Linked DNA regions of Homo sapiens: region 1 is linked to region 2. A link is a loop called in an ENCODE intact Hi-C map of the cell type or tissue named here. Cell type or tissue: MCF 10A. All regions are shown on one strand. Each heading gives the region's core, and the rest is flanking DNA. Links, peaks and the distances in the headings are about the cores only. Region 1 overlaps LYPD6B (LY6/PLAUR domain containing 6B). Region 2 has its middle 28 kb from the start of MMADHC-DT.

Region 1 (16,392 bases), core at 5,010-7,509, 470 kb after region 2:
AATTATGATCTTTATGCACACAATGTTTTCCCCAAGATTATATCATGTCCCTGGCATTCCAGAAACTAAGTTACAAGGCTTTGTTCAATTTTTCAAATTTTTTCCAGAGTTCAATCATTCCTATGTCATTCACTCACATTTATTTAGTAAAATTGCATGCCGATAGTCGAATCCTTTCTTAAGCATTTAGAAAGGAAACAAAAGTTTTACTCTATAAACTATTTATTATGTCTATTCATTCATACATAGGGACCAAAAATAATTAAACCAGTACCAAAAATTAAGTAGATAATTATTTTCTTCTTTGCTGGAGAAACTCTTCTCATTTATTATACTATGCTTATTTATCCATTTCTTGTTCCACCACTTTCTATCCATTCCATAATATCAAAGTCATATTCTATTGGAATACATCAGGAACCAAAAAAGAAAAGTCAAGAAAACTCTTGTTCCATTATAATTATAAAGACAAAATTGATGTAAAGGAGTTTCAAAGTGTTAATAAGAATTACAGATGAAGAAGCGAATGCATCACCAAACTGGTAGAAGAGCTGGGAGTAAATGTGAGAAAATAATTTAAAGTAACCATCATAAATTGGAAAAAAAATCAGATTATTCAAAGATAAGAGCTGAATAAGCAAAATAAAATGCAGATTCTGAATATATGCAAGAAATGCAGAAGAAAATTCTAGGGGGAACAGAAAACCACAAATTGTTTCTAACGATCACAGGTAATGAAGACAATGTGATGCTGGAACATATATGTAGAAATAGGTAATAAAGAGACCCAGTTCTGTCCAGATAGTGAACAAGTACAGCTCAAAATCTCAAATCCAAAGGAAAATTCCTGAATTTGATGTTTAAAGAGATGGCCCATGGGCACTTAGAGAAACGTAAAAATCATCAGAAACCACCATGGATTGTCTCAGAATGATGGACAGTAGACTACTCTTACTTCCTTTTCGAATACTGTGCCCAGTCTTATTAATGGAAATACTTGCAGGACATCTGACAGTTTATTGTGGGGTCCCTTTAGACCAGGGCCTATTCCTGCCCTGGCTCCAGCACCAACAGGCCTTTCCTCCACATATGCATCTGGACCAATACAAACTACATCAAACATCTGCTTGAATCTTGGAGACTAGCCTCCACCACCAATGCGACACATCCCCACTCCTTTGATCGTTGCCAAAAATGTAAATTCCTACCTATGCATTCCCAAACGCTCTTCCTCATCCTTGTTCTCCCTGGCAACTGTCTTCCTCTGCTCCCTGCCCTCCAAACCTTTCCACTGTACCTTCTGACAGCCTTGTTCCAGGTCAAACAGCCCTTAAGCATCTATAGCTCTTCTCAGAATACTGTTTCCAACTTCTGACTTAAACTGAAATCTGACTGCCTGTTAGAGATATTGCCTATTCCCCTGCTGATGCCAACTATTCCCTCCTCCCAATCCAAGACATGTGGATTAGTCTGTCTGTGAGTGACAGAATCCCCAAGATAGCAATGGCTTTAGAAGATAAGACAATGTATTTCTCTCACACATAAAAATAAAAAATACCTTGAGGTGGGCTTCACAAACTCAGGAGGAACCCAGGTTACTGTTATCTTACTGGTCCACCATCCTGAGCAGGGCCCTCTGCCTCATGGTACAAGAAGGCTGTCACTTTACAAGAGAGCATAAACATATTGAAGTTAGCAAGAAGACAAAGGGCTTGTTTTTTCTCTCTTTAAGGAGGCTTTGTGTCAGGTGCATGTGCCACATCCACTTATACTCTATTAGACAGAATTTAGTCACATGGTCACACTAGTTGCAAGGTGGTCTGAGAAATGTAGTCTTGCTCTGGGTGGCCATGTGCTCAGCTAAAAATTATGCTTATATTTTTAAGGAAGAGCAGATATGGAAAGTCAACTCACAATCTCTGTCTCAGATGTGAATATGTTACTCCTTGGGCTACTTCCAGATTTTACGCCTGTCTTGTTTTATAAAGATCGCCTAGTCACTTCCACATACTCACTGATACCTGGCCTGTGGTCTTCATGACATCCCAAGTCTAAGGCAACTCTCACCACATTCACAGAGCCTACTCAGCACCCCTGCATAATAATTATTCTACATCCTCAATGCTGAGACTTCCACTTCCCCTCCAGCTCTTCCATCGTCTCCCCTATCCACACATTAAACCCTGTCTTCATCTTTGACATCTAAAATTCCCCCCCCATCACCACAATCACAACCACCAATCCCCATTTCCTATCTTTCCAGCTTTCTCACTCTCCGCCCTGACACATATTAAGACCTCTACTCCTCTGATAGCTACATTTCTCCCAGTCTATTAGGCTTGTACTCTCTCCCTCTCTCTTCCTCTCCTTCCTTCCCACACTCCCCACCCACCCTTCCACCCGCAGCCCAATCTGGACAACACAGTTGTTCACAAGAACTATCACCAGCAGCCCAGATTCCCATAGAATCACATCCCACCTTGCCAGAAAACCTCCATCTTAAATAAATTATATCTATAGCAGTAGTCCTCAAAACTGGCTTAAATTTGTCACATATCTTAAAATTATCCTTTTATGCCACTTTCTCTTCTACAAAGGCCTGTAACTTCTCTACATTTTATTTCAAAAAGTGGCACAGTATGTGATTCACAGGAGACATCTCATAAATGTTGATTGGTTTATGGGTGGAATGATGGATAAATAAGTTGATGACAAGAAGAATATAAACTGGACTGTAGTATACTTAGGTAGATTTGCAGATTTGTACCTACTTAAAAAAAAAAAGAATGCCAATCATGATGAATATAAACCCAAGGGAAGTAGTGAGAGGTATTGTTCATTACTTTGTCCTTGGATTTGTCCTACTCAGAAATATGAATGAGGACTTTGTTGGCATGGTTATTAAAAAATACCAAAGACCTGACACTAAGAGAGTAAAATAAATGTGGTATTCCAGAGCAAGATCTGAAGGCTCTCAATAGGCTAGAATAATGGTCCAAATCTTCACTCTTTATATATATAAATATATATGTATTCTATATAAATAATCTTTATATATAATCTCTTTCAATCTTTATACATAACCTTTTTATTTTATGTAATCTTTACACATAAATTTATATATATTAAAATAAAGACAAAAGTAAAGTCCTTCATTTCATTTAGGTCCTTTACTTAGATCCAAAACCCCGATTTCACAGAGGCAGCAACAAAATAGAATAAACAGAATTATACACATGAAAATATATCTGATAAGGTTTCATTTTATTGCAAAGTTCAGTGTAAATCAAGAGTTCCCCCAAAGCTAATGCTACTGCATTCTATCTTAATAGACATAAGACATCAAGAAGTGAGACCTACTTTAGTCTGTGTATAATCACACTTTGAACATTGTTTTTAATGCAGGGCACTCACGTATTTTCAGAATAATTTGAATGGACCAGAACAAATTCAAAAAAAAGTAACCACACAAAACTCATGGGAAAAGTGTGCATGTGAATCACTGTTGTAGCTCTTTCTATGCTTAACGAACAACATTGCCAAATGCTGTGGTTTTATACCCTTGTGATTTCAAAATGATCAATGCCTGTCACTTAGTAGAAATCTGTTAAATAATTAAGTGAATAAAGACAAATGCTTATTGCTCTTATATCAAGTTTTTAAAGATTTAAGACCCTTCTATTTGCTTAATGTAACCAATATCTTTGGGTCCTCTGCCTGAGTTATCACCCCTAGGAGTCTGAGGTTTTTTTTTAAGAAAAGTGGCATTCATTCAAAATAACTAAAAGATATTATATATCTCCATTTATGTAATTCTTATAAACAGAACTTTGGTAAGTCTGGTTTAACATGAACAATCCTGGAGGAACAGGCTAAGAGTATTGACAATATTAATAAAGATCATTCCCTAACATTCTATGAATACCTCTGACCTCTCTCTCCTGAGCCCAAAGAAAAGAATTCTAAAATGGAATGGAGTGATCCAGAAAAGCTGATTCAATTGTATTATTTAAGTGCACATTGATTTCATTCTGCCATGTAAGTCACCATGACCCTCTGTTCAGTTGAAAATTATATCGGAACCATTCTTGGAAAATCAGTCCACTTGCCAAAAAGGGAATATAATTGTATGTAAGTCTATATTATGTTCATGGTTAAGCTGGATTTATGCCCTTCAAAAGATGAATTCACATATTTCTGAAATACAAAGTCTTTCTTAAGGATATCACCTGCTATCATTAATTCAACATCTCGTGATGACACAAAATCCTCACTGCAGTAAAGTAATGGAAAGACACACAGAGAGAAATACAAAATTTACTGACCCTTCCAATACAGAAATCAATGCAGAGCCATAGATTTTGGGTTCCCAGAATAGGTTGTCTCCATCCCCATCACACACTCTTAGATGCATTTAATAGAGGAAGAACGTGAGGTAAGATCTGAGCACAGAGGGCCAAGATTTGTACCACAGCTGTGAAAAATAAACATTTGGCTGCAATAACAATGTTCCAAACACTCACCCACCCAGCCTCTGCACAATTAAGCAGTTTTGATTTTTAAATAGATTTACTTTGTTAATGCTTTTTTATTGAACCATTGAAATATTTTGAAATAAATACTTTAAAATGCCTTACAGCTACAGGATGAACAAGACTGCACAGCAACAATTAAAACCAACCAGTACACAGAAAACCAGGAATTGTTAATAGACAAAAGAAGCTGTCAGAAATTTACTTCCTCTATTTATTTAAAATGAATGCTTTCCTTAAATTTTCTACCATATCCATTGAAGCATAATATTTTCAAACAATAAATACACAGAGTATGAATTGATCATCCCTGAAAATATGTTAACATCAGATTTGAGTATTTTAACTATTTTACAGATTCTTTTGTCCATATTAAGCATAAAAAGGAATGGAAGAAAACATTACTAGATTAAAGAGCTTAGCTATGAGATAGAGTAGAGGGCTGGCAAATGCATGGAATGTATGTTACCAATCATCCCTCCAGAACCTGCAGACCCAGCTAATCCCAGCACTTCCCACTGCATCCAGAAGCAGCCTCCCCATCCTTAACCCAGCATGCCAACTGGCCCCTTCTAATGTGAAATCAAATAGGTTAGTCAACCCCAACTTTGACTCACCATAGATTTCTATACAACAGAAGATGAACTAATTTCCTGGAATGTTCATCCATGTTTGAAACACTCTTTCATGTTCCACCACATGTCAAATGACTCTTTCAATATTGAAAAATAACATTCACAGAAGTCTGAACTTGCACACAAATTCATCTATAGTACACTAGGCACTATACTACACACTTTACATGTATTCTATCTTTTCATCCTCATTACATTGGGTACTAATATTATCATCATTTTGAGGAAGAGGAAACTGAGTGTTTGAGAACTCTTCAAAAGGAAGTATGTGGTAGCTCTGTCCAGTCTTCATTCCAAAAACTGTGCTTTTAGCCCCCACTAAAAGGGGAGTACTGTCTCCCCTTTTCTTCTCAAAGGCTCAAATTGTGTATTTTATGAAACCTTTAACAGGAGAATTTCACAAACTTTATTTCTCCTGTGTCTCTTGGCCCTAACAAAGTTAAATACTACTGCAAAAATCCTCTAAGTTGTCAATGCCACAACGTTTTGTTTAGTCATTGCACAATGGTCCTACCACTAAATCTCTTATTATTGCATTTAAATTTCATTGAATGTTATTGTATGTGCTTAGAATTCCTTTGTGATAAACTTTTAGGAGGGCTGTCATGTGGTAGAGCTGTGCAGAAATTATTGTGTACCTACACCATTAAAAGTGGAATGGGCATCACCAGCAAGAGGCAGGAGAAAAGACAGTGTGGCTGGGACTTGCTCCTGGAGAGCAGCACTTTCCAGGTAATCCTTGGTCCAAAGAAGAAAGAAGCAACCAAATTAAGAAGACAGCCACACGTTCCCATAACTAAATTTTGAAACTAGAAAATCAAAACACTTGGACAAAAGAACATGTATGATATGAAGGTATCTGTTTGGGTTTTCCTCCCCCTGCCAGCCTAACTATATTCTGGATTGTTGTACCCTAGCCTACACTGAAAACACAGATCACAAGCAATTAAGAAAACATCCCTAAATCCTAAACAGTTCAAAGAAAACCTCTGAGAGAGTTATAGGTTAGTCTGTTTTCTAGATGTCTTAGAAGGTTCTAGAAGCCACTCACCATCACAGAGAAGAAGCTTGGGACATACTTGACACCCACAGAGAACATAACAATTCCAACAGTGGACAGTAGGGGACATAAAGTTGGGTGGGGGGAGCAACAGGAGGGGGTTACTGGAGGGGAGGGAGCAAGGAGATACGAATCCTGTGTTTATGAAGGCCGAATGTGGATGGGAGTTGAAAGGGACCAGAAACCAGAGCACTAAATTCTTTACCTGCAAAGAGAGATGTGAGATGAGCGTTACCCCCTAGTGGTGGCCCAGAATTATAAACCCTGCCAATAAAGCAGTAATTTTCAAATTTCATTTGCCTAAAAACTCCTGAGGCACATGTTGAAAATGCAAATTCCTGGACTCTGTTTACATAGGCTCTGATTCAGTAGATGCACGGCATAGGGCCCAGGGATGAACATATTTTAGAGCATTGCATTTGATTCTGATGCAGGTGGGCTAGGCTGAGAGGCTATAGAATTTCCTTGGTGCACCAGGTCCCGATTCTGCTAGCTGCACCAAGTAACTGTGAGTACCTGTTAGTAGGTGGGCAAAATTCTGGCAAAGTGCCTCAGATATGGTAGAATTTGCACAACAAATACACAATCTGCCTGTTGGAGAAGAATAATTTTTTTTTTTAGACAGTCACACTCTGTTGCCCAGGCTAGAGTGCGGCGACATAATTACAGCTCACTGCAGCCTTGAACTTCTAGGTTCAAGCAATCCTCCTGCCTCAGCCTCCCAAAGCACTGGGATTACAGGCATGAGCCGTCAAACTCAACCATATTACAACTATTAAAGAATATTTAATGACTGCTTCCTTTACATACGTAAAAATCTAAAAAATTGCAGAAGAAAAGGAGAGCATGAGGTATTTTTTTCTCACTAAACTCAATTATTATAGATGACTCCTTAACTTTACGATTGCTCTTCTTATTTCTGATACTTTTCTTCAGGGGAAGGGAGAAGGGAAAGTGGCACACCAGAGCACTGTTTAGGAAACTTGCTTTTAACAGTGTAACGTTACAAGTGTATTCATGATTTTTAATATTTGAAACAAAGAATAGGATATGTTTCTTTAGCTCCTGTTATGAGCTGATTGTATGCCCCCAAAATTCACATGTTGAAGTCCTAATACCCAAGTGCCTCAGAATATAACTGTATTTGGAGATAGGGTTTTTTTAAAAAAAAAAATACCTTCTTACTTCATTAAGAGGAGATAGGGTCTTTAACGGGTAATTACATTAAAACAAACTCATTAGAGTAGGCTTTAATGCAAGATGGCGGATATCCTTATTTAACAAAAAGAAAATTTGGACACAGATGGTTTCAGAGAGAAGTTGATGTGAAGACACAGAGAAAAGACAGCCATGTGGAAGCCTGGGAGAGAGGCCTGGAAGAGATCCCTCCCTCACAGCCCTCAGAGGAAACCGACCCTGCCATCACCTTAATCTTGGACTCCCAGCCTCAGAATTGTGAAAAAATAAATTTTTATTGTTTAGGGCACTGGGTCTGTGATATTTTGCCATGGCAGCTCTAGCAAACTAATACACCTCCCCATAGAAAAAAGGGAAGCTGTCTTTGTTCTTCCAATACCTTCCCTAGGACAGCGTATCACCCCTTACCCTTTGTCCTGGCTCTGATGGGAGGCCAGCCTTGCTCAAAGTTGACACCCTGGAGTAAGACTCAGCAAAAGGAAGGAGAGAGTAGCACCAGATTTAAAATTATCTCTTTGTGATACTTTGAAGCTCATGGGACCACGGCTGCTCAACTTCCTGCAGCTCCTTCTCCCTTCTTCAGTCTGGAAGAGCAGGATGAGGACTGGGGAGGTGAAGGCTGCTATGAAACGAGACCCAATATCCACAAGTCCAAAGACCAGCCCACTCTTCTCCTTGCCTTTCTGATCAGGGGAAGAATGGATGGCTGCTTTCTTTTTTCTAGATGTAGCCTCCTTTGATTTTATTATTATGAAATGTATGCAAATGTTGATAGGCTGTTTTACACTGGCATGAATGCACATTGGGGAAGTGTTTATGTGTACAGCAGTGGGGGAGTACATTCTAGAAACCTTTGATTTTGGAAGAAGAAAATGGGCTGTATTCCATCCTGGTCAAAACACTTCATCAAAAGTGCATCCATGCATTGAAAAGGCTGAGCCTTCCGCCTGGCAATGCTCTGGATTTTGATGGAGTTGTTTTTAATGCACCTTTCTCCTGTTGCCTTTAGTAATTGAGGCATTGATAGCCTAACTTCTTCTTGCAGGTAATCCCAGTCCTCACTGATCAGCCTTCTGAGCAAAGGGCGCCTTCCCATCCTCTCCTACTAGTCTGTGATCATTCTTCTTCCATATTAGTGATAGAAAAGTTGGAGAAAGGATAACGCTTCAAATCACACAAAAACTTATTAAGAAAAGTTACCTTAACATACAAGTTACTAGAAGAATTCTTCAGTCTCCTCTTCACTTTAGCAATATTTATTCATCACCAAATTCTTTCTTAAATTCTACAATGTTATAACTGGCTCAAAGAATGTTGATTCTTAAAGAGAACTAACTCTCCACATCCACAGCCCATTGCTGGGACATTCCAGTCTTTAAGCTTGTTGCCAACAGTTAAGAAACTACTTTAAAGGACTCAACTCTTATGCAAGCAGAACTTGTCAATTACCTAACTCAACTTCCTCAAAGGCAAAAGAAACCCCAAAGAAAAGTCAAAACTGGAAAAAAATAAACAATTCTATTAAGCCACCCCTTCCCACTCGGCAGGGGGCCAAAGTCTTCCCTTCATTTCTTTGGAGTTTTGGGTTTGGGTTCCTACTGCAAGGGCATTGCCACCAACGCAGGGTGAAAAGGACAGGTAGCAGATGGACCTGGCACATAAAGAGATGAACAGCAGGCCACACAAAGGCATGCTCTCTGGGGATACTGAAGGGCACGAACATGTGGGGTTAGGCCCATGGACTGCAAACACAGATGGCCTGTTTGCAAGCCCAGCTCTGGCAAGTCTGAGATGTGTAACTGGGCAATGGACAACCTCACGGTGGCTCAGCTTTCTCATCGGTATGGGGAGTATGACACATCAGCACCTGTGTCAGAGGGTGGCCAAGAGGATCAATGCACGAACAGCTCAGAGAGCGTGAGATGCTGGCTGGCACATACTAACTGGTAAGCAATTTTTGTTGTTTTTGCTGTTGTTGCCTCCCATATCCTTGAGATCTAGTCTGTACTTCTTCTGGAGTTGGTATCCTTGTCTGTCTGTGGCTACTCTTTCCCAGTCACTAACACTAAATCACAGTTAGGCTGACTTTGAGAACCAAGAATTCCACAACTAACTTTGAGACAAAATGAATCACAGAAGAAACTCAAGGGCAGACAAGGCTAAGAGTCTATGGGAAAGGTGGACTAAGAGGGGAAAAGATGCAGAAGGAACAGCTCACATAACACCACAGGTCAACAGAATGTCCTTATTAATCTGAACATTCCTCGTAAAATCTTAGATTTTAAAATATGAATGAACTCATGTTTTTTAAAAATATATTTCCTACCTCTGTCCATTGAACAAACCTATAATGACTCCTGCTAGCAACAAGCCTACCTGGCATCTACATCTGGGTTTCTTAATGCATTCTCCACAAAATATACCCAGGGATTCTTGGAGTAACAACTGATTTCAGGCCTGGGATGGAAATGTGTAAGATGAGCCCAGGACATGTGATGGTGCCAGAAAACAAGGCACTGTTTGTCACAGGGGCTCAATTTGAAGGACAAGTAGAGTGTCAAAAATAATAATGCCTGTAACTGTCATAAATATTAAATAAATAAAAATCATGACTCCATAGTGATACTCAGAAAAAGGATGAGTGAGGAAAACTCTTCTTTACAGAGGAATGCCAGTAACTCAAGGTAGAAGGAGTGAAAGAATTACAAAATCTTAATTTTGCAACTCTAGTGGAGTAGCTAATACAGGCTAATTGACTCAAAGGAAACTTAAAAACAGGGTTGGAAAGTTGTTGGGAAACAGCATATTTGCACTTTGCAAAATATCACCCCACAAACTATTACTAACTGCAATTAAAAGTGTTTTATTTTATTTTATTTTATTTTTGAGATGGAGTCTCGCTCTGTCGCCCAGGCAGGAGTGCAGCAGTGCAATCTTGGCTCACTGCAACCTCTGCCTCCTGGTTCAAGTGATTCTCCTGCCTCAGCTGGGACTACAGGCGCATGCCACTACGCCCGGTTTTTTTTTGTTTGTTTTGTTTTTGTTCTTTGTTGTTTTTTGTTTTTTTATTTTAGTAGACACAGGGTTTCACCGTGTTAGCCAGGATGGTCTCGAACTGCTGACCTTGTGATCCACCCTCCTTGGCCTCCCAAACTGCTGAGATTACAGACATGAGCCACTGCACCCGGCCTAAAGTGTACTTCTACAGCGGAAAGATCCACTAGTCATCAGCTCAACATCAGTAATATTGAGACAGCAGCACATCGTGCCATACGAACTTCACAGCATCACCTATGAAGTAGCTTTGGCAAAAAATGTTTAACCTGAATCTACTCACGCCTGTAAACCTAGCTTCCAGTTTACAGGAAATACAAAGGATAGAGAAACAAGTAAATGACATGCAAAGAAACCATCAAGAAACCCATAATGTGGGGCGTTCTTTAAAACAGCTAGGCTAGACTCTTCAAAAAGTTCAAAAAGAAGGTGTAGAGACTGTTACTGCTTAAAGAAGAATAACCAAATGCAATGCATGAATCTTGATTTTATCCCAGTGTTGGAAAAAAGCTATAAGATGTTTTCAAATAAGCAGGGAAATTCGAAAATGTGCTAGATATTATTAGATAAGTGTGAAACAGAATCATTGTAAACTTTCTTAGGTACAATATTGCATTATGGTAATGTAGGGAGAATGTCCTCAGGCGATGCATCTCAAGTATTTAGGGGTGAAATGCTATGATGTCTGAAACTTAGAGAGCGAGACAGAAGAGCAGACACAGCAAAATGCTAACTGTATGCTGCTGCAGCACACGGCCATGGTATGCATGAAGCGCTTTCCTTTTTTAGAAACTGCTCTGCAGGTATGCCCCCCTGTGACATTTTATTCCCATTCAAGGGTACTTTATTCAGCCTCTCCAGACTTTAGCCTGGAGACGTGGATTTTTGCGTTGGCTTCATTATCTGACAGCAGGAGCATCTGCTCTCCATGCTGGCATCAGGTTTCCTGTCCAGAGGCACACCCAGGTGCAGCCAGGGAGTCAGTGAGAAAGCTGTTCCACACCCTGAATTCCTTATTTCCTACAGGCAATGGGGTAGAAAGGGAGGCCTGAATTATGGCTGTACCCAGTCAGGTTCCGCTGACAAGCTTTTCCAGCTGCCTTACTACATCGTGATTATTAACCACACAATGGAAGTCCACCCAGCCTGGGCCCTCCACTGCCACAAGAGGAGCCCCAAATGATTTCAAATAATAACAGTGCCAACCACAGTTCTTCAGTACTCATTACATGCCAGACACCATTCTAAGTGCCTCACATTTACCGTAATTCATGGATTTCCAGATGGGGTTAATCTTTACCATAGTATCACTAAGTAATACTATCAAGTACTGAATGGAAAACACTGTCGGCAAAGGCAAAAAAAATTGCAATAAAATTTACATTCAGAATGCTAAGTCATCTTTGCTAGAAAAAGCAGGAATTGGTACTGGGGGTGGGAAGAACTTCTCTATTTCTCTCCTAAAAACCATTAATGCAAGCCCCTTTCAAATTCTTGCATGTCTAGGCATCTATAATCATTTATCATGAGAAAGAATATATCACAGTCAAAATCACAGCTTGCTTCCTGACGTAGGTTTTGTCTATCATGGCAGTGAAAGCAGGAGAGGTGAAGATCTATGACCTAATCCAGCTGTTCCTCCCAGGGCCTCCCTAATCGGCCATTTTGCCAGTGCTCATATCTCTCTTTTCACATTAATGTCAGAAAGTTCAAAAGACTTAACCAGATGTTTCCCTGCTCAGAGTTACAGCAGACAGATATTAAGGGGGAGAAAATAAGCTTCAAATATCCCATGGGGAGAGAATAAAGTGGGGTGGGGAAACCTGCAAACATCGAGGAAGTTAGGCATTTGAATCTGTGAGAGCAGCAACATGAACATGTGTAAAAAAGAAGTGTGGGAAACCATGTGGAAAGTGACTCCAGTACTTCACTACACAATACCTACATAGAAGACAGGATTTTGCATTACTCAAACAGGAAGTCTTCACTGGAATACCATACAACCATTGGGATAAATGAACTCTCACTATAGGCAACAACATGGGTGAAGCCTCATATAATGTTGACCTAAAGAAGTCAGACACTAAAAAGTACATACTCTAGGGCTATATGATATTTATTTAATTTTTTAGCTAAAAAAAATTAAATGTGTTTTAAAATGTGTACATAAAATCCAAATCAAACAAAAAAACTTGATGCTGATAGACTTCAGAATAGTGAGGAGGGTGTAGGGATCAGGAAGGGCATGACAGAGAGGCTTGCTGGTCAGGTTCTGTTTCTTGATCCAGATACGTTCTGTGTGAGAACTCATTAAACTGTATGCCTCTATCTATACACAGAAAGCTGTTCCACACACTGAGTTCCTTGTTTCCTACAGGCAATGGGGTTGTAAGGGAGGCCTGAATTTTGGCTGTACCCAAGCAGGCTCAGCCAACGAGCTTTACATTAAATATCAGTAATATCTAGATTAAATTTCCAGATCTATACTTCAATAAAAGTTTAATTCAAAATATGAAAACAATTTAATATCCCTACACCAAGAGAACTCTGACTTCTGTTTCTGAAACAACCTCAGAAATGGTGGTATTACCTAAAATCATCAACTTAAAGAAAGTGAAGAGCTCAAGGCAATTGGGAACCAACATCTAGTCTGTATGTAAAGTGAAATTAGACACAGCCCCTGCCACAGCCTTACAAATAACCCTGCAGGCATTAGCAACAATTACTAGGGGAAGTAATTACAAAGGCCTTTGATCTTCTATTATGTCTTCTATCTGAGATCTCAAGAAGTCAGTAAACAAACAAGGCCCAGCAGTCCTCTGACAGAGCCAACTGTCTGCATCTGTTTACAGCACCAGGCCCAGATCCAGTCACCTTTCCACAGTAGCAACTAAATTCAGGAAAGGACCTAGAGGTTACAAACGTCCTATGCAAGGACATCATGACTTAAACTGACTTCATATAAGTTAACTCCCATCTACTCTTTATAAACAGGATCCCAGTCAGACAACAAATCTGTGTCCTAGGTTGGCATTGCCTAATATACTGAATTTTTTTGTGTGGTTTTTTTTTTTTTTTTTTTTTTTTTTGAGATAGAGTCTTGCTCTGTTACCCAGGCTGGAGTGCAGTGGCACGATCTTGGCTCACTGCAACCTCCACCTCCCAGGTTCAAGCCATTCTCCTGTCTCAGTCTCCCTAGTAGCTGGTACTACAGGTGCACGCCACCACACCTGGCTGATTTTTGTACTTTTAGTAGAGTCGGGGTTTCACCATGTTGTCCAGGCTGGTCTCAAACTCCTGACCTCAGGTGATCCGCCCACCTTGGCCTCCCAAAGTGCTGGGATTACAGGCGTGAGCCACCACCCCCAGCTAATATACTGGATTCTTAAAAGTGAGAAAGAATAGAGAACTTGAGAGAAATAGAACAGCCTGCTACATCAGACCTCCCAATTCTATGTGACCTTCTTGCCTACTGTTATAGATTAAATTGTGCTCCCCCCACAAAATGTACATGTTATAGTTGTAACCCTCAGTACCTCATCAGAATTTGGAAACAGGTCCATTGCAGATGTAATTAGTTAAATGAGGTCATACTGGAGTAGGATGGGCACTGATCCAACACGACTGGTGGCCTCACAGAAGGGTAAATTCAGACACAGACACACACACAGGGAGAACACCACAAGTTATAAAGTTATGCGGCCACAAGCATAGGAAGTACCAGAAGCCAGGAGAGAGGCCTGGAACAGTTCCTTCCTTAGTGCCTTCAAGCGAGCCCAGCCTTGCCATCACCTTGATTTCAGTCTAGCATCCAGAACAGTGAGATGATAAATTTCTGTTGCTTAAGCCACCAGTTTGTTACTCTGTTATGGCAACTCTTAACAAAAATATACTTACATAGTCCCCTTTGGCAATGTTGGTAAACAAAGCGGTGCTATCCTTATCTCAGAAATCGGGAAAGAAGTGCAGATAAATAAAGCAGATTGCCTTAGATCACAAAGCCACCCAGTTTAGAATTCAGGAATGAGATAAATTTTGTTACAAAAGGTTGCGAGAATGAAAGAAATGACAAAATCCCCTTTTCCGGAGGTCTGCTAACCCCTCTGGGTGGGTTGGTTTAAGATGCTCCTGTCTAAAGGGAACTCTGGGGGCTAAAGCACATCCCGGAAGATGCCTTCTAACCCTAGAAATCTAAGCCAACACCAGCACACCTTCCCCCATAGACTTGTAATTCCCACTGCGAGAATGAATTATTCTTCAAACGCCTGAATCTGCTAAAAAGAATGTAGTTACTGAAAATGAGGCAAGAAAAAAAAGAGAATACGAATAGAAATGGCATTTTAATAAGTAATGAGACTTCAAGGGTGGCTGGTAGTTCGGAATCACTTCTGAACTTTAATATAGAATTAATCTACACTGTCTTCCAAAAACAGCAGTCCAGCAAAAACCTTGCACGACAGTGTCCATTTCAAATGCAGCCACAGAAAATAAAAAGGAACCTCTAAAAGTGATCAATGTTAGATTTTATGTTAGGATTTTATGAATTGATCTCTGGTTATTATGGATCAGGTATGGCAGAAGTCCAAATTACATTAAACATAGTAACATCTAGATTCGATTTAGTATTAGCCAGAACAGTACAGCTAGAGTTACATTTTATGAAACAGAAATGCTCTCATTTGAGAGACATTAACTAAGTACCTGCCATAAGCTGGATACCAGTCCAAAGTTAGACCCTTGGAGAACAAAACAGACACCAGCCCCGCCCTCACAGAGCTTAGAGTTGAGCTCACAAACTAGACTTCAGAGGTAATTCACACCATGGTAATATTTGCTGGTCTTTTTTTTTTTTTTAATTTGAATAGAAATGGCATTTTACTAAGTAAGTAATGGCATTTTAAATAAGCATTTAAAAAAAAAAAAAAGACAGGATCTCACTCTGTTGCCCCAGGCTGGAGTGCAGTGGCATGATCATAGCTCACTGCATCCTCAAACCCCTGGGCTCAAGTGATCCTCTGCCTCAGCCTCCCGAGTAGATGGGACTACAGACACAAGCTACCACACCCTGCTAATTTTTATAAATGTTTTAGAGATGGGGGTCTTGCTATGTTGCTCAGGCTGCTCTCGAACTCCAGGGCTTGAGCAATCCTCCCATCTCAGCTTCTGAAGCTGCTGGGACTACAGGCATGAGCCACCATGCTGGCTGTATAGGTTGGTCTTTTAAGGTAGAAATTAGGTGCCTCATAAGCACAGTAGGGAGAAAGTCAGTCTCATAAAAGTGAAAATTCAGTGACAATAATCTTAGAAATTTCTATTTGTTCTTTCAAATTTTAAAACGAGACAGACCTCCATAGCTATCTTTGAAATGAGTTCCTCTTAGGTACACTGTATTGGAAGAGTGTTTCCCCTTGTGTTATGTGGCAACCATGGAAGGAGACAAAGTTATAGCTTGAGAAAACCAAGGTCACTGATTTAACCCCCAAAGGACCAGGTAACTTCAGAGACTGTATTCATTATACTGGCTGGCAACCCCAGGTTTTAAGCCACTGGTTTACAGGAAGAGATTATGCTCTCCAAAATACTCAGATGTTATATGTACAGAACATTTCATGAATGGGAAGGGAAGCAAAAGCAAACACAAATAAAGACCCCATTATAGCAGGAAATGTTCAGGCCTCTGTGCAGAGGTCATGGTGCCTTCTCAAGGGAGGCAAGGGTGCAAGGTGATGGCGGCGTTTCTTCTGCTGCTACAAATGGGATTCCCTCAGTCATTCAGGAACCCTCCCCTGGGCTGACAATGTGGCACTGTGACCCCTGGCCTGACAGTGTGGCACTGTGACCTGACATCCTCAGCCTACCAGGTGAATTAACAGTGTTGACTGTCACATTCCTCAAGTGAATCCTAAGATTCTGA
Region 2 (15,812 bases), core at 4,959-7,458:
ATAGATGAAAATTTATCAAGCACATAGAAATTAAATGCTGAAAGAGATCTTTCAGATCATGTCATCCACATTCCTCATTTTATGGTAGACAAAATGGGAAACAGGAGCATTTGCATCAGGTCACACAGCTAGTGTTAAGACCCAGCACTGGGACTTGGCCAAGAGTCCATTAGTTATATATATTTCTTTTCTATATTCACTTCATGGTCATAATCAAGAAGTCTATTAAGTGTCTGATTAAAAATATCAAAGAGTTGCAGAATTTAAAGTGAAAGAACTTTTGGGTTAACTGATAATGCTGCCACTTCATAAACTTAGGAATTCATTACATTGAACGCTATGTGCTTTTAGTTTCTTTGAAAATTTACTGAAACATGTATCTAAAAATTCAATTATAGAATGCTAGACTTCAAACAATAGTTCTCTAGCTTCAAGTTTAAAACCTTCATGTCTTTCTTGGGCTTCTGTTACTTGTAATATCAACCTAGTCCTTACATTTGAACAAAACTCTCTTTTTAGTTCCAACTCTATATTCTCCTTGTGACTGTTGTCACAAGGAGGGTTTATCCACTTCTGCACTATTGACGTCTTGAACCAGTCTTTGTTGTGTGGGCTCTCCTAGACATTGTAGGAAGTTTAGCAGCATTCCCTAGTTTCTGCTTATTAGATACCAACAGCAAGCCATGGTTATGACAAAAATGTCTTCCGTTATTGCTATATTTCTCCTATGGGACAAAATACTTATCAGAAGTCAAATTTAACCAGGTGTTCTGAATTTTATCTGACAACTTTATCACTGGGGTTGAGAACCACTGATTCAAAGTCCTCAACTTTAACTGTACATTTAGATCCCCTGAGGGCATTTAGTACTGATGAGTTGGCCTCACACCCACATATTGATATCATTAGTCTGATGAGGTTTGGACCTAAGTACTTTTTAAGGGTTTCCCAGGTGTTTCAGTGTGCATTCAGGGTTAGAACCTCTGGTCGGTCCTAAAACTCAGTAATAGTTGGTGGATTAGAGGCATCTAAGGAAATAAGAGTAAGATTTGCTAATCTATTTAATGTATTAAGGAGCTATAGAAAAGAATGAAGGCTCTAATATTTTGCATTAAGAGAGACCTAATCAGGCCTAAATCAATTCAAGGATTTGAGTCACACTTCCTCTATGAAACCTTTCCTGGCTCTTCATCCCTCACTGGTCTTTTCCTTAATTTATATAGTACTTGGTCTCCACCACACGATTTTGTACACAGTTCCTTTATATTTTTTTGTCTTAAATCTTGCCTCCCATACTTGGAAAGTAAGGACCCAATTTCCTACTAACTTAAACACACCATTGAATATGCAGTAATAACTTTCCTGTTATCCTCTCATTCCTAACCAGGATATTTTAAAGTTTTTCATAGGGTTTTCATTGCCCTCTTAGAATACATGTAAACTGTAACTTAATTATGTAGACTTAAGGCTTTGAGCATTTTTTGTTTTTTGAGACTTTGAGCATTTGTCTTCCATTCATTACTGGAAATTATAATCAGTTAAAACCATGTCACTACTATAAAAAGCACATAAGTGGTCACTTGATTGATCACAGAGGTGACACTGCAGTGCAGTGAGAAAAGAAGGATCTTTTCAGTATATATTGCTGGGTCAATTGGATATTCATATAGAAAAATGTATTTTTACTTTTACATGACACATACATCAAAATTCTAAATTGATTCCAAGTCTAAATTTGAAAGGTTAAAGCTTCTAGGGGGAAAAAAAATCTTTGTGCTTTGGAGTAGACAAAGATTTGTTTTTAAGAGAATACAACATAATCATATAAAGGGAAAAATGATTAATTGGATCATGTTAAAAGTAAGAACCCTTGGCCAGGCGCCATGGCTCACACCTGTAATGCCAGCACTTTGGGAGGCCGAGGCTGGCGGATCACCTGAGGTTGGGAATTCAAGACCAGCCTGACCAACATGGAGAAACCCCGTCTCTACTAAAAATAGAAAAAATTAGCCGGGCGTGGTGGTGCTGTAATCCCAGCTACCCAGGAGACAGGAGAATCGCTTGAACCTGGGAGGCGGAGGTTGCGGTGAGCTGAGATCATGCCATTGCACTCCAGCCTGGGCAATGATAGCGAAACTGTCTCAAAAAACAAAAACAAAAAACAACTAAGAACTCTTAATTCATCAAAAGACATCATGAAGGAGAAGGCAGCTAGCAGAGTTAAAGATAAATACATACTCAACAATCTGGCAATATACATATCCAATAAACAGCTTGTATTCAAAATATATAAAGACTCCTAAAATCAGTAAACAAATAACCACCAGAAAAATAAACATTTACAAAGAAAGATACTCAAATGGTCGGTAAACACGGTAAGGTGCCATACTTCATTAATCATCAGAAATGTAAATTAAACCTACAATGCGATACCACTACTACATCTCTACCAGAATGAAAAATGAAAAAATAAATACACCAAGTTATAGATGTAGAACAACCTAAAATTCTGTTGATGGGAATGTAAAGTGGTATAAATACTTTGGAAAACTGACAGTTCTAAGGCTCAATGTGCCCTAGGACCTGGCACTTTCACTCTGAGGTATAGACCAACCGGAAATGCATATATGTGTGTGTGTGTGTGTTTATGTATGTATATATTCACCAAAAGATGTTTACTCATGTAAAAGTCTATACCGGTGCTAAATAACCAAAAGTAAGAAACTACTCAAATGCACACTAGAATTATTTTTGTCAATTCAGTTGTGTCACATTCACGTAATGGGATACTATATAATAATGAGAATAAATGCTTTATAACTAGCAACAAAATGGATGAAAGTAATAAACAATATACCAAAGAAGCCAGACGCAGTAGTACATCCTATGTAATTCTATTAATATGAAATACAAAAACACAACTATGCTGCTACAAGTCAGGATAGTGCTTACCCTTGGGAAAGGAAGAATTGACTGGAAGAAAGGACAAAAAGGATTCTGGAATGTTGGTAATGTTTTGTGTTCTGTTATGTTTTTCTGAATTTGAGTATTGACCACATGATGAATTCAGTTGTACAAACTTAGGTGCACTTTTTTGTATGTGTAGTATACTCCAATAAAGTTTTTAAAAATACAATCAAATCCACTCTTAAAATAGTGGGAGAACCTATTCAAAAATAAATGATGCCAGCAAAGGGCCCTTAAACTGAGTCCAGTTTTTAAAAAGGAACTAAAATTTATAGGTAAAGGAAATTTTGAAGCAAAATTATTTTCTTTTTAAACGTTTAGCTAGAGTTTTAATTATACATTAATGCTTACATTATATAAAACAAGTTTTCAAAGCATTTTATTTTTCTTACTGTTATTAGACATGGTTTACATTATTTATAGCATGATCATTTTTGCCAAGAGCTTTTAAGAGTTTTCCCAGAACCTCTTAATCCTTGGATAGTTAAATCATGCTTAGGGTTTCTAACATTGAGTCATCCATGTAGATTTCCTCTCAATCAATCTAACAGTTCTTTCACTGTTTCAGTTATTTCATGAAATGTTGCATTTTGGGCACAGTGTATTTATATGAAATGGCATAGTCACTAACTTTGTTTCCTTTAAATGAAAATAGACTAAACAGGTAGGGTTGCAATGCTATAATCTGCTTTGATCTCGTTCTATATAAAAATAGAGTCTCTAATTGCTTTAATTTTATGTAGATAGGATTATATTTAAGTTACAACTTCTTACATCTCCTAGTATAAAGATTTTGTGTCATTAAATTGCCACTCTATTTAAAATGAGTGGCAATTCAGTAGTACAAAAATAGGTATTAAACTTTTTAAACACTGGTTTGTACTCATAGCTTATGTTGTAGCTGTATATGCCATTTTGCTACAAATTTAATTTTTAGTAGTTTTTAAATAGTTTAAAGTCATCCTTGTCACAGACTTCACGAACAAGTGCCTGCCAGGAAGTCCAGTTTTGTTACAGGAAGAATGGTTGAGCACAGTTCCTGTCACATAGATGTTCAGTAATAGATGTGAATTAGATGCTGATCAACTTAATGATGATTCAGAAGAGTAAATCTAGATTTGTTGAGGTCAAACTGGAGCTTTGTCATGTATCCGCTTTAATCCAAAAACCTGGTGTAGAGATCTTTAATTGAAGTCATGCACCATATAACAACGTTTCTGTCAAGGTTGGACCACAAATATGATAGTAGTCCTATTTTTACTGTACTTTTCTATGTTTAGATACACAAAAACATTGTGTTACAGTTGCCTACAGTATTCAGTACAGTAACATGCTGTACAGGTTTTTAGCCTAGGAGCAATAGCCTATACTATTAGAACCCAGGTGTATAGTAGGTTATACAATCCAGGTTTTGTACACTCTTGATATTCACACAATGATGAAGTCTCCTAACTACCCATTTCTCAGAACATATCCCCGTAGTTAAGATATGCATGACCATAGTTTCAGACTAGTTTAACCTGTTTTACAATTGTAGCACTATTTTATCAGCACAATTGTGATAGTATATTTAATGAAATACACTGCCTGTCTCCCAAATATTGAATAGTACATATACTAAAAAAAAATTTGTATCTGAAATTCAAATTTATCTTAGTGTCTTCCTTTTTATATTTGCTGAATCTGGTGACTGTGTGAATGACAACATTGCTATCAAATGACAGTTATTTTTAATGGTAAAATTGTAGAGGGACTCAAAATTAAAAAAAATACTAAAGCCAAAAAGAGTACAAGCTTTGAGCACCCTAGAAAAGCAGCACTTCCCGGGTTAAATAGTGCCTCCATGGCTCATCAGTTTATAATTTCAGGTTGTTGCCTTTGAAGGTTCATGGTTACTGTTCATTAATTGCTATTTTATCTCTCCTGTTTGTTTTAAATTTGTGACTAAGATCTTCGACATTGAAATCAACAACAATTTTATAAGAATTTTATTTTTCACATCCCTTTTTGATTGCAGAAGGACATGAGGTCTATTCCTTGTTTGCTTACAGTGAATGTGACTTCATTTACCCTTGTTTAAAGTTATTTTAAATAATATGAACTCAATTTTCAGTGTCACACAATGTTGTCAGTTGCTGGATTTGTGCCCATTCAAACTGAGTTAAGTCACCAGTGGTCACAGAGGAGACTTTCTTCTGGTACTAAGTAAACAAGCTGAGAAAGAGAAAGGGAAACTATGTTTATGGCCGTGTAACTAAGTTACAGTAATAAGATTTGTCCTGTACGAAGCCTGGATGAGTTAAAATACCTTCTGAGTCAAGTGGTCACTCATGGGAAATAACTCTCCTGGGACACTGGAGCATGAATTAGTGATCTGAAGAGGCAATTAATCTCAAATGAATGAGCACTTGGCTTCTAGATTGCTCTCTATTTATGTTACAGTTTTTTTAGAATAAATGTAGGTTAACCTACAGTGTAGTTTTATGTAGATTAGCCAAAAGTCCATGTTAATTCAAGACAGTGTCTCTAAGAAGCAAAAAATATTTTAGCATATTGAAAAAAAAAACCTGCAAGTTGGTCATGGAATCTAAAATAGAGATACAACTAATATTCCTCTCAACAAATTAGGAGAGTCACAATAAAGCAAAAAAGAAGCAGTTTATTCTTTAGGGCTACCAGAACTCGTGGCCTGCTTCTTAAATTAATTCTGGCTTTCATTTTAAAGTGACATTTATTTTCATGGGCAAGTTAAAGACTCTGTAGAAGCCTACTATGAGAACCCCTTTTCTGATACTGTATTATGAAGGATAACTGAAAATCACTGAGATTAACTAATTCCATAAGTTGTATGAAAAAACTATTACAGTCATTTCCAATACTAGATCCCCAGTGTTGTAGGTACTGTTTAGTCCCAACCAGCAGAAAGAGCTATTGTAAGTCCAGGATTGCCTTTAGCTATTAGCTTTTCCAGTATGCCCCTCCATTTCAGAGTGAAAAATAACCTAATGCTACAATGAGTGTCCTTTTCATGAGCATATATATGTATTTCTTATTCATACATACACACACACACCCCCCTTGTGGACAAACCTTCTAACAACAAAATAGCTATATATTTGAGATATGTTATCTAATTTAAAATATTGCATTAAAATTTATTCACAAATGTGACTGTCTCAAATGGATAAGAACCTCTAATTTTGCACTTAGGATTTTGCCAACTTTATTGAACATCCTCTATATTTAAAAAGATAGGCTGCAGTGATACATTTGGCCAATAGGTGGCACCATTTAATTACCTTGAAATTCCTCAAATTTGAGGCTTGTAGTTTGGCCAAGAAAAAAAAAATTACCTTATCAATTCTGCATGTTTGAAATGTAAACCATTTAGAAAGAAAAGTTCCTGTACATTGATAATTACTTCATTGTTTTGACTTTTTAGAAACTAGCATTTTTTTCTAGTGCTATTTCCTAGATGCCATTACTTGAGCTATGAAATAGAAAATGAATGCCTGATGCAGGGTCATGTTGTTCAATCATTATACATGTAATTTTTATCATTTTTAAAATTGTGAGTTTCTAGAAAAGTATCAATCTGTGTCACAATACAATCTAGTGTCTTGAATCAGAAGAAAGATAAGGGAGCACTCCTAGGCACTTAGGGAAATAAGGCAAGAGGCAGCAAAAAGACCTGGTGTGAGATGGTCAAATTCTTTCTCACCAGCACGCAGTCAAGAAATCCTGGAATTGGGAGTACTGTGTTTAGTCAAAAGATCCGACATGATCTGAGATTTAAAATTAATTTTTAGTTGTTAAGCAATTATTTAGTGCCTCCATTCCTGCCAAAAAAAAAAAAAAAGCGGGGGGGGAGTGTGGCTCTGACATGAAAGCAAAAAATTAGTAAGGGTAAACTATTGAACTTTAGAAGTGTAGTAATGTATTATGGTGTTACAGAGTCATTAAAAACATACTATGTGAAATGCAGAGAAACTGCATGAAAAAATGAACCAATTCAATTTTGTCATGTTACTATGCAGTATTTAGAACAGACCATGGCAAAATCCAAAGTGTCTTGTGAATAGTAAAAGAAAACTCAAGATTTATAATTATTTTAATATTAAGAAATTATATTCTAATTATTTGAAAAGTTATGTGGGAATAGACACATTGAACTTCAAGGTCAAAGTAAGTAAGTAACATAACTTCACACAAATAATAGCCTTGTAGACAAGAAAAATAAAAGAGTATAAAAATATTGATTTGGGAGGTCTTAAAAATTGTCTAGTCCTGCCCTTTATTTCTTGGATGAGAAAACTCAAGCCTTGAAAAGTTTAATGATTTGCCCAAGGTTAGAATTGGCAAATCTAGAATACAGCTTTTCTGGGTCTTAGTCCATGAACTACTTCTTGTCTAATTGGCAATTTCTGATAATTCAGGTAAGTGACTTTAACATTTTATTTTTTATGAAAAAAATTTTTAATTACAGTATAGACTTTTATAATTCCATCAATTTGCATTACATGGTAATGTATTTGCAATGCAGTCTTAATTAGGAAGCTTCTCCACTCTGAAAAGGGAAACTCATTGTACTCTTTATTTGAGCAGCTCTGCTCCATTTATTGTATCGGTGATTATATAAATGGCAAGAAGTTCTGGCTAGTGGTAGTGCCAGGACTAATAAAGAAAGGTCTTTTGATATGATAAAATACTATATTTGCTCATTAATATTTAGGTTTCATAGTTATACACTTACGGGTATAAGAAAGCACCTTTATTATTGAAATTTCTTCAGAAACAATAATGGTATGCATTTAAAATTCCTGTTTGGTCTATTAATTTTTTTTTATCATGCAAGATTTCCTAGGAATGCATCTGTCACATAGCAGCATAGATACTTGAGATGATGGGGCTATTAATTTGATCTTGAACAATTATGTCAGGCATTCTGTTGTACACAATGCCTTCTACTTATTAAAATAGATTACAGCAAGCCCTTTGCTACTTCTATCATTGCCTGCCATCGCTGTATGGTTTTAATGTACCTGTCCCTCCAAAATTCATAGGTGGGAACTCAAACACCAAGTTGGTAATATTAAGAGGTGGAGCCTTTGGGAGAGTGATTAAGTTATGAGGACTCTGCCTTGTGAATGGGATTAATGCCCTTTTCAGAGAGCGCCTTGACCCTTCTACCCTTCCCTCCCTTTGCCATGTGAGGACACTGTTCATCCCTGCAGACGGTGCAGCAACAAAGCACCATCTTGGAAGCAGAGAAAGAGCCCTTACCACACACCCCATCTGCCAGCACCCTGAACAGTGAGAAATTTCTATTACAGTTCAAGAGGGGGATTAGGGGTGCCGACCACCCCAACCCCAGGCTGAGTCAAAAATCCACATATAACTTTTGACTCCCCAGAAACTGAACTACTGACAGCCTACTGTTGACTGGAAGCCTTGTTGGCAACATGAGTAGTTAACATATTTTGTATGTTAAATGTATTACATTCTGAATTTTTTTTTTCCTTGGGCTGGAGTGCAGTGGCGCGATCTCAGCTCACTGCAAGCTCCGCCTCCTGGGTTCACGCCATTCTCCTGCCTCAGCCTCCTGGGTTCACGCCATTCTCCTGCCTCAGCCTCCTGAGGAGCTCGGACTACAGGCACTTGCCACCACGCCCGGCTACTTTTTGTATTTTTAGTAGAGACGGGGTTTCACCATGTTAGCCAGGATAGTCTCGATCTCCTGACCTCGTGATCCGCCGCCTAGGCCTCCCAAAGTGCTGGGAAATAAACTAGAGAAAAGAAAATGTTAAAAAAAAAATCATGAAGAAGAGAAAATATATTTACTCTTTATTAAGTGGAAGGGGCTCCTCATGAAGGTCTTCATCCTCATTGTCTTCATGTTGAGAAGGCTGAGGAGGAGGAGGTAGAGGAGGGATTGTTCTTGCTGTCTCAGGGGTGGCAGAGGCAGAAGGAAATCTGAATATGAGTGGACCCGGGCAGTTCAAACCCAAATTGTTCAAGTTTACCTCTAACTATAAATTACCCAGTTTGTGGTATTCTGTCAAACCAGCCCAAACGGACTAACACGGTATAAAAATAATTAAATCATTTAAAATTTTATGATTCACAGAGGTTTTCTCAAACTCTACACCTTTCCTTTGCTTTTTACTTAATCATATCCAATATACGTCCACTCTGAATTAGTAAAGTTTGACGTTTGATGCTGACATACTTCATGTCTGCTCCAAGTCGTAGAGCTTATGGCATGTCTAGAGACTCTTGGAGGAGAGGAAATCTCAGCTGGCCCTTGAAAGGCAGGCGGGATTTGAATAGTGAGCAGAGGATATTCCAGGAGCTAAAACATGAGACTAACACAAGAGAGTGGACTGGTTTACCTAGAGTTTCCTTGACTGCAAGGACTTGGGAAATGAGGCTAGAAAGACACCTTGGGGCTAGATTGAAGGAATTTTTAGTTCCAGAATAAGGAATTCACCGATATGCTATAGCATTAAACATTGAAGGTTTTCAAGCAGAAGAATAATTCGATTAAATCAACTTTTGGAAAGATAGATCTCCTGGTGGTATAGGATATAAACTGTAGGCAAAAAGTAACTGGCAACAAAAAGACTACTGTTGTAATGGGGTAACTCAAAGGTAATAGAGGCCTAAATTAGGGTGGTGGCCGTAAGAATGAAATAAATATTCCAAAGTAGAAATTAAAGCAGGAACTGACTGCTCCCTAGGTCTTGCTGTCCAATCCCACTTCCAGCAATCCAAACAAAAGACTGCAGTTTTCAACATGGATGACTAAAAGAATAATAATAATAATAGCACTGGTAATAATAGTAACAAGCCAACATTTTCATCGTGCTTACTGTGCCCAGCACTTAGCTAAGTGCTTTATACATAATGCATATAATCTTCATAACAACCCCATGAAATAAGTATTATTATTCCCATTTCATGGATCAGAAACCTGAAGCAGAGAGAGGCCAGGTGATGAGTTTAAAGTCGCATGGATATTGAATGGCAGAGCCAGGACTGGAACACAAGCAATTGGGCCTTGGACCCTAATGCCTAGCCTGGTGGTCTCACTACCAAGTACTAGTTTGCAGCATATAGCCCTCTTACATTTATGTGGTAAAGTTAAAATGGTGGTGAATATCTGCATATACTTAGAGTTGGGAACCTAGAATTCAGAGAGTAGTCAGGATAGAGGATGTAAAGTTGAATGACAAGCATACCTCACTCAACTTGAATATTTGAAACTCCATTATTGCATTTGATGATAGAATTTAACCCACCGATCTTCCACAGCTCAGGAGAGAGGGTGTGGTAGGGGTGGGATCAAAACAATAAAGATTTTCAGACCCATTGGAAAGAGTTTTGACAGGCTTTGTCATCATACCTCTCAGCAGTTATGCTCTGCTTATCTTTTGTTCTCTGATGTATGCTAATAATTTGCTACGTGATCATGTACTATTTTAATTTCCATTTGGTTCTAGGAAATCAAGTCGCTTATAATATTTTCATGCTCATTCTTATGTTCCAACCTTTAACAACTGTTTTAGGATTCTGAAATTTCTCAACATTACAACATGCATGAAATATCATGACTAGTTCAGTTATCCAGATACTCATCCAAAATCAAAGGACTGTACAGCATCGTGGTTAAGAGACTGGGGTTTGGAAAAAAACTCCTGAGTCTGGATCTCAGTTGTGCTATTTACAAGTTTTCTGACCTTGGGCAAGTTCCACTTCTGTTAATACCCATCTCATGAGAAGATTTAAGGTTTAGGAGGGATGACATATGCAAGCCATTTCTTACTATTCCTGTGGAAGAGGTCAGTAAATTTTAGCTGTTCTTATTATCTGACCTCTGAATGTGTACAAATTTTGTGGACAACTAAACAGTAAAAATTACCCCCAAATATATTTTCCTAAAATTATAATACAAACATCTTCAAGAGGACATGTATTTGGCAGAACACTTTAGTATTTAATCTCACCACAACTTTGGAAAAGTAATACCATCACAAACAATTCATCACATCCAAAACAAATAAATGGAGCACTCCTACTAGCTGTACATACACAGATAGTGTGTTAAGTAATCACAGAATTCACTGCTTTAGACTTAATCAGCCATTACATGCCCAGAGATGTTTTTTTTTGGAAAGTTTTTATTGGCATTTGAAATGGTTTCCTGTTGGCGAAGTGTGCAGTACCTCAAAACTCAACATGCAAACACTGTATCCAACAGAATTCCACCTCAATAGTTTAAAAACTTATATACATACACTGTGAGAGAACACAGGTCTTCAAAATATCAGTATTTGTAGTGACAGATACTGTGTGTTTAAAAAGCCAAGTTTTTAAAAGTCCTACATTAGTGCAAAATAGTTCCCTCCATAGAGATTTTGCTAGGTCTTCGCAAAAGTCAAACTGTTCACATCTATTGTCATGATTCCATTTACGGTCAGTAGGAGATTGGAAATTAACCATTTTTTCACATGCATTTACTGTTAAAATTTACAGAAGTACTGTATCTCATTTAATAGTCATAAAAACAGTATGGGATAAGTGATAGTATCTCCAGTTCCTGAGGAGGAAATCGAAACTCAGAAAAAAATAAGTAAATTATTTAAGCTCACAACATTTCTAAGTAATGGACTAGGAATCCAAACTCAAGTCTTTTTCATATGAAAGTTCCAATCTTTCATGCCCTACTGCTTCATGAAAATCACTGGTCAAGCTTCTCACTTTTGGAAATGGCTTTTGGATATTTTATTGAAGGGTGGGCCTGTTGATTATAAGGAAGTGATTGGAACATGATTTAAAGTGATTTTGATAAATGATTTTTTTAGGTATCCCACAGTCATAAATGAAAAGGCTTGATAATACAAGTCTTTATATGGCAGGTGGCTCAGAGTATGTTCTCCTACGTTTGAAAACTAAAAGTTCAAGAAGCCTTTGAATTCTGGATTTAGAAAAAGTGCACTAGTATATTTTTAGGCTAATAAAATTTAGACGAAATTAAAAATTTTAGTATTGCAATCCCCAGCATGATTCCTGAATAAAGTGGCTATTAACACCTGCTTATATGGTTTGGTGAAGCTCAAGAATATTGTAAATACTTTAACTTGAATTCTACTATTTATAAAGTGATTGTACGAATGAATTAGAAAGAAACATCCCAAAAGAAGTCTTAATGGGTATAATGGCTATGGTTGCCCTCAATAAAAAAGGTTACAAACATGTATGTGCATATGTCCAAACATACACAGATATGCACAGGTTTTTTTTAATTTTTGTTATTTTATCATATTATATTATTACAAATTATTTAATATTATTCTGGCACTTAAGAAATACTATGAGTTTTTTAACTGTTATAATTCTGTTTCTTTATTACATCTTAGTTATTATTCAAACTAGAAATATAAAATTTGGAAGCAGCAACTCTTGTTTACATTAGCTATTCTTTGCTACATTGAAAAAATATCTTTCAGGGGCCCTTAGCCTTTTTTATGCCATGGGCCCCTTTTCAGAATTATGTTTTTAAATGCATAAAATATATATAGTTACTAAAAACTCAATTATTTTGAAACACATTTGTCAAAACATTTTTAAAGTTTGTGACATATATACTTTTTATTAATGCATTAAATTACAAAATTGAACAGCAGTCTAATGCTGCTATAATTTTGAATTAGTGACAAGGAGAAATGACCTTATGAGATATCTGCAACAGCTGTAATATGATGGGGAAAAATCTGTGTTTTCTATTGGTGACAAGTCACAAGAACTGCCAATAACACTTGATTTGTTGCCTGTGTTCATAATGGAAAGGAATGCCAAAATAAAAATGTAATTTTCTTTCCAACCAAATTTTATTCTGTTCATGGACCCCCTGGAAGTCCATGGACCTCTTGTTAAGAAAGTAACTGTTTTCCACAAGTTTGTATCAGCAATGATTATTTACTATTATTGCATACTTTGGGGCTCCTATTATAATAATCCCTGTCATATTTAAGGTAGACTACACAGCTATATTGGCTTACACTGATATATATTTTGGCGTCCAACAGAATGGAAGTCTTACTTCTTAGTCATATTACAGAAAGGCAGGTGGCTCTCCTCCAGAAGGTAATTCGGGGACCCAGACTCCTTCCACCTTGTATCCGTATTAACTCCTAAGTCCTTATTGTTGTCTACATTCGACTGATAGGAGCAGAAAGAGTGTGAGGAAAAAAAAGTGGTGGTGGTGATGTAAGCCATTTCTGGGCCAAGCCAACTTAAAAGCCAAGACAAAATTTGGGTAGAAAATTAGCTTTTGCTCCTAGAATCATTTTCTTTTAAGGTTCTTATAAGATAGATTTGAGAGAGTGTTTTTCTCATATCATCCCTCACGTTCCTGAGATAAACCTTACTTGGTTTTGGTGGACTGGCTGCTTTTCTAAATTGTTGACCTGGGAAGAACAAATAAAAAACTCAGCAGCCTTTGCACTGTGAATGGGAGCAGCTAAACTGCAAGCATAGAAGCTGTGTAAAGTGTCCTTCTCTTTGACTCCTCAAAAGGTGATCTATCAGTTGCTGCTTCCTATTATTTAACATCCTAAATACCACTTTCATCAGGACTGCCCCTGCCACTGCCTTACTTCAGATGCTCATAAATTCTCTCCAGTACTACTTCTGTAATAGCCTACGGATGGAATGTTTTGTCTTCAGTTTTGTCCTCCCTCCCAAGGTCATTTTTCTACCACTATTCTCCAAACTTTTAAAACTTCACACCCCTGTGAGTGAAAACATTGAGCACACACCTCCATACCTGCACATTGATTTCTTTATAAGTATGCACATTTTTTTGCTATTATATATATATAATAAGATGTTTATACACATTAAAAATGTTTAAATGGACAGATTAAAAGATAAACGTAAATAGAAGTTCTAAGATGATCTTCCCCATTCAATGAATTATTTGACACATACATGTATCATCCTGTGTACTGTCAAGATAAAGGATGCTACAAGCATTGGAGGAGTCATTGAAGAATTACAGCTTACCTGAGAAGCTAGGAAGCACAGGTGGGTCTAGAAGGGGAGAGTCAGGACTAGAGAAACACAGCTTCAGCTTGAAGTAGAAATGCTGAGTTGGAGTTTGCAGGTAAGTCTCAGAAGCAGTAGAACTGACCACAAATAAGGACAGTGAAGTGGGAGCTCCTACAGAATTCTCAGAAAACTGCTGTGCGGGACCATCCCTGGGCACCCCAGGACCTTCTGCATATGATGCTTTTTGCTTCACCTCTACCTTCTAAATTTCCCCAAGTTCCTCTCCTCAGAAAACTCTAAAACATTACTCTACTAAGAAGGCAATTCCAAGAAATGTATTTCCCAGCCTCAGAAGATACTGGAGCTGATGGTGCCAGTTGACAACAACCCATTCAATCCAATATACTTTGGGGAACAGCCACTTCAGATTGGAGACTAATACTCTATTCTGGAATTCAGAGTAGTTTCCTCAAATTGCACCTGATTTTGTCTTTTTCAAAATCTTACAGCTTCCTTTTTCTTCCAGTGGTTTATAATCATTTTGGCCCTGAAAACTTTTGTTTACATACTTACGTAAGAGCATAAGCAAATAAAAATTCTTATATTAAGCATTGGTTGAGCAATGGGAGAGTGTCTGAAGCCTCTTCTATTTCTCCACAACCTGCACTGTTCCCCATAACACTACACACTGCTCCCTTAATAAGGGAACTTCCAGAACACCATGGAATGTGTCTAGAAATCACCGCCCTACAAAGCTCATGAACAGGCACTTCTCAAAAGGAGACATTCACACAACCAATAAAAAGATGAAAAAATGCTAATCATCACTAATCATTAAAGAAATGCAAATCAAAAGCACCATGAGATACTATGTCACACCAATCAGAATGGCTATTATTAAAAAGTTGAAAAATAACAGACGCTGGCAAGGTTGCAGAGAAAAGGGAACATTTATATATTGCTGGTAGGAATATAAATTAGCTTGGCCACTGTGGAAAGCAGTATGGAGATTTCCCAAAGAATGGAACACAGAACTACCATTCAACCCAGCAATCCCTCTATTGGATATATACTCAGAGGAAAATAGATCATGCTACCCAAAAGACACATGTACTCCTATGTTCACTTCAGTGCTATTCATAATAGTAAAAATATGAAATCAACCAAGATGCCCATCAATGCCCACCGATGGACTCGATAAAGAAAATGTGGTACACATACACCATAGAATCCTACTCAGCCATAAAAAAGAATGAAATCATGTCCTTTGCGCAACATGGATGCAGCTGGAGGCCATTATCCTAAGTGAACTAATGCAGGAAAAGAAAACTAAATACCACATGTTCTCACTTATAAGTAGGAGCTGAATATTAAATACACATGGACACAAAGATGGGAACAATAGAGGTGGGAGGGGAGAAAGGGGGATGGCTTGGAAGTCTGCCTGCCTACCGGGCACTATGCTCACTACCTTGGTGACAGGGTTAAGCCTCAGCGACACTATTTATTCATGTAACAAACCTGCACTTGTAACTCCCGGACCTACAATAAGAGCTGAAAAAAAAAAAAAAAAAAAAGAAAGCATGCAAATGAATAGCCAACAGTTACATGAAAAAAAAATGCTCAATATCACTAGTCACTGGGTAAATGCAAATGAAAACCACAATGGGATATCACTTCTCACCTGTTAGAACAGCATTTGTTAAAAAAAAAAAAAATGAAAGATAATAAGTGTTGGCAAGAATGTGGACAAAAGGGAGCCATTACACACTGTTGATGGAAATGTGAATTAC

The links. A loop is a pair of places that touch in the nucleus more often than their neighbours do. Peaks named below come from ENCODE experiments on the same cell type or tissue, not always from the same donor. Only the 100,000 strongest peaks of a DNase experiment are listed, where the experiment ranks them.
Region 1: a loop joins it to region 2, with 14 times the contacts of the local background. A loop is called at or near these places in 7 of 110 quality-filtered maps.

The regions. Positions count from the first base shown.
Region 1 is chr2:149,078,017-149,094,408 of GRCh38, reverse strand. All of the region lies in intron 1 of LYPD6B (LY6/PLAUR domain containing 6B), which reads right to left. Among named protein-coding and RNA genes, the nearest start is that of LYPD6B, 48 kb to the right of the region's middle. RefSeq lists an enhancer at 12,952-13,544. In MCF 10A, for the core only: a CTCF peak has its summit at 6,434 (motif pointing left); no DNase peak of the experiment used is centred there.
Region 2 is chr2:149,551,916-149,567,727 of GRCh38, reverse strand. No RefSeq gene overlaps it. Among named protein-coding and RNA genes, the nearest start is that of MMADHC-DT, 28 kb to the left of the region's middle. RefSeq lists a silencer at 10,979-11,273. In MCF 10A, for the core only: a CTCF peak has its summit at 6,195; no DNase peak of the experiment used is centred there.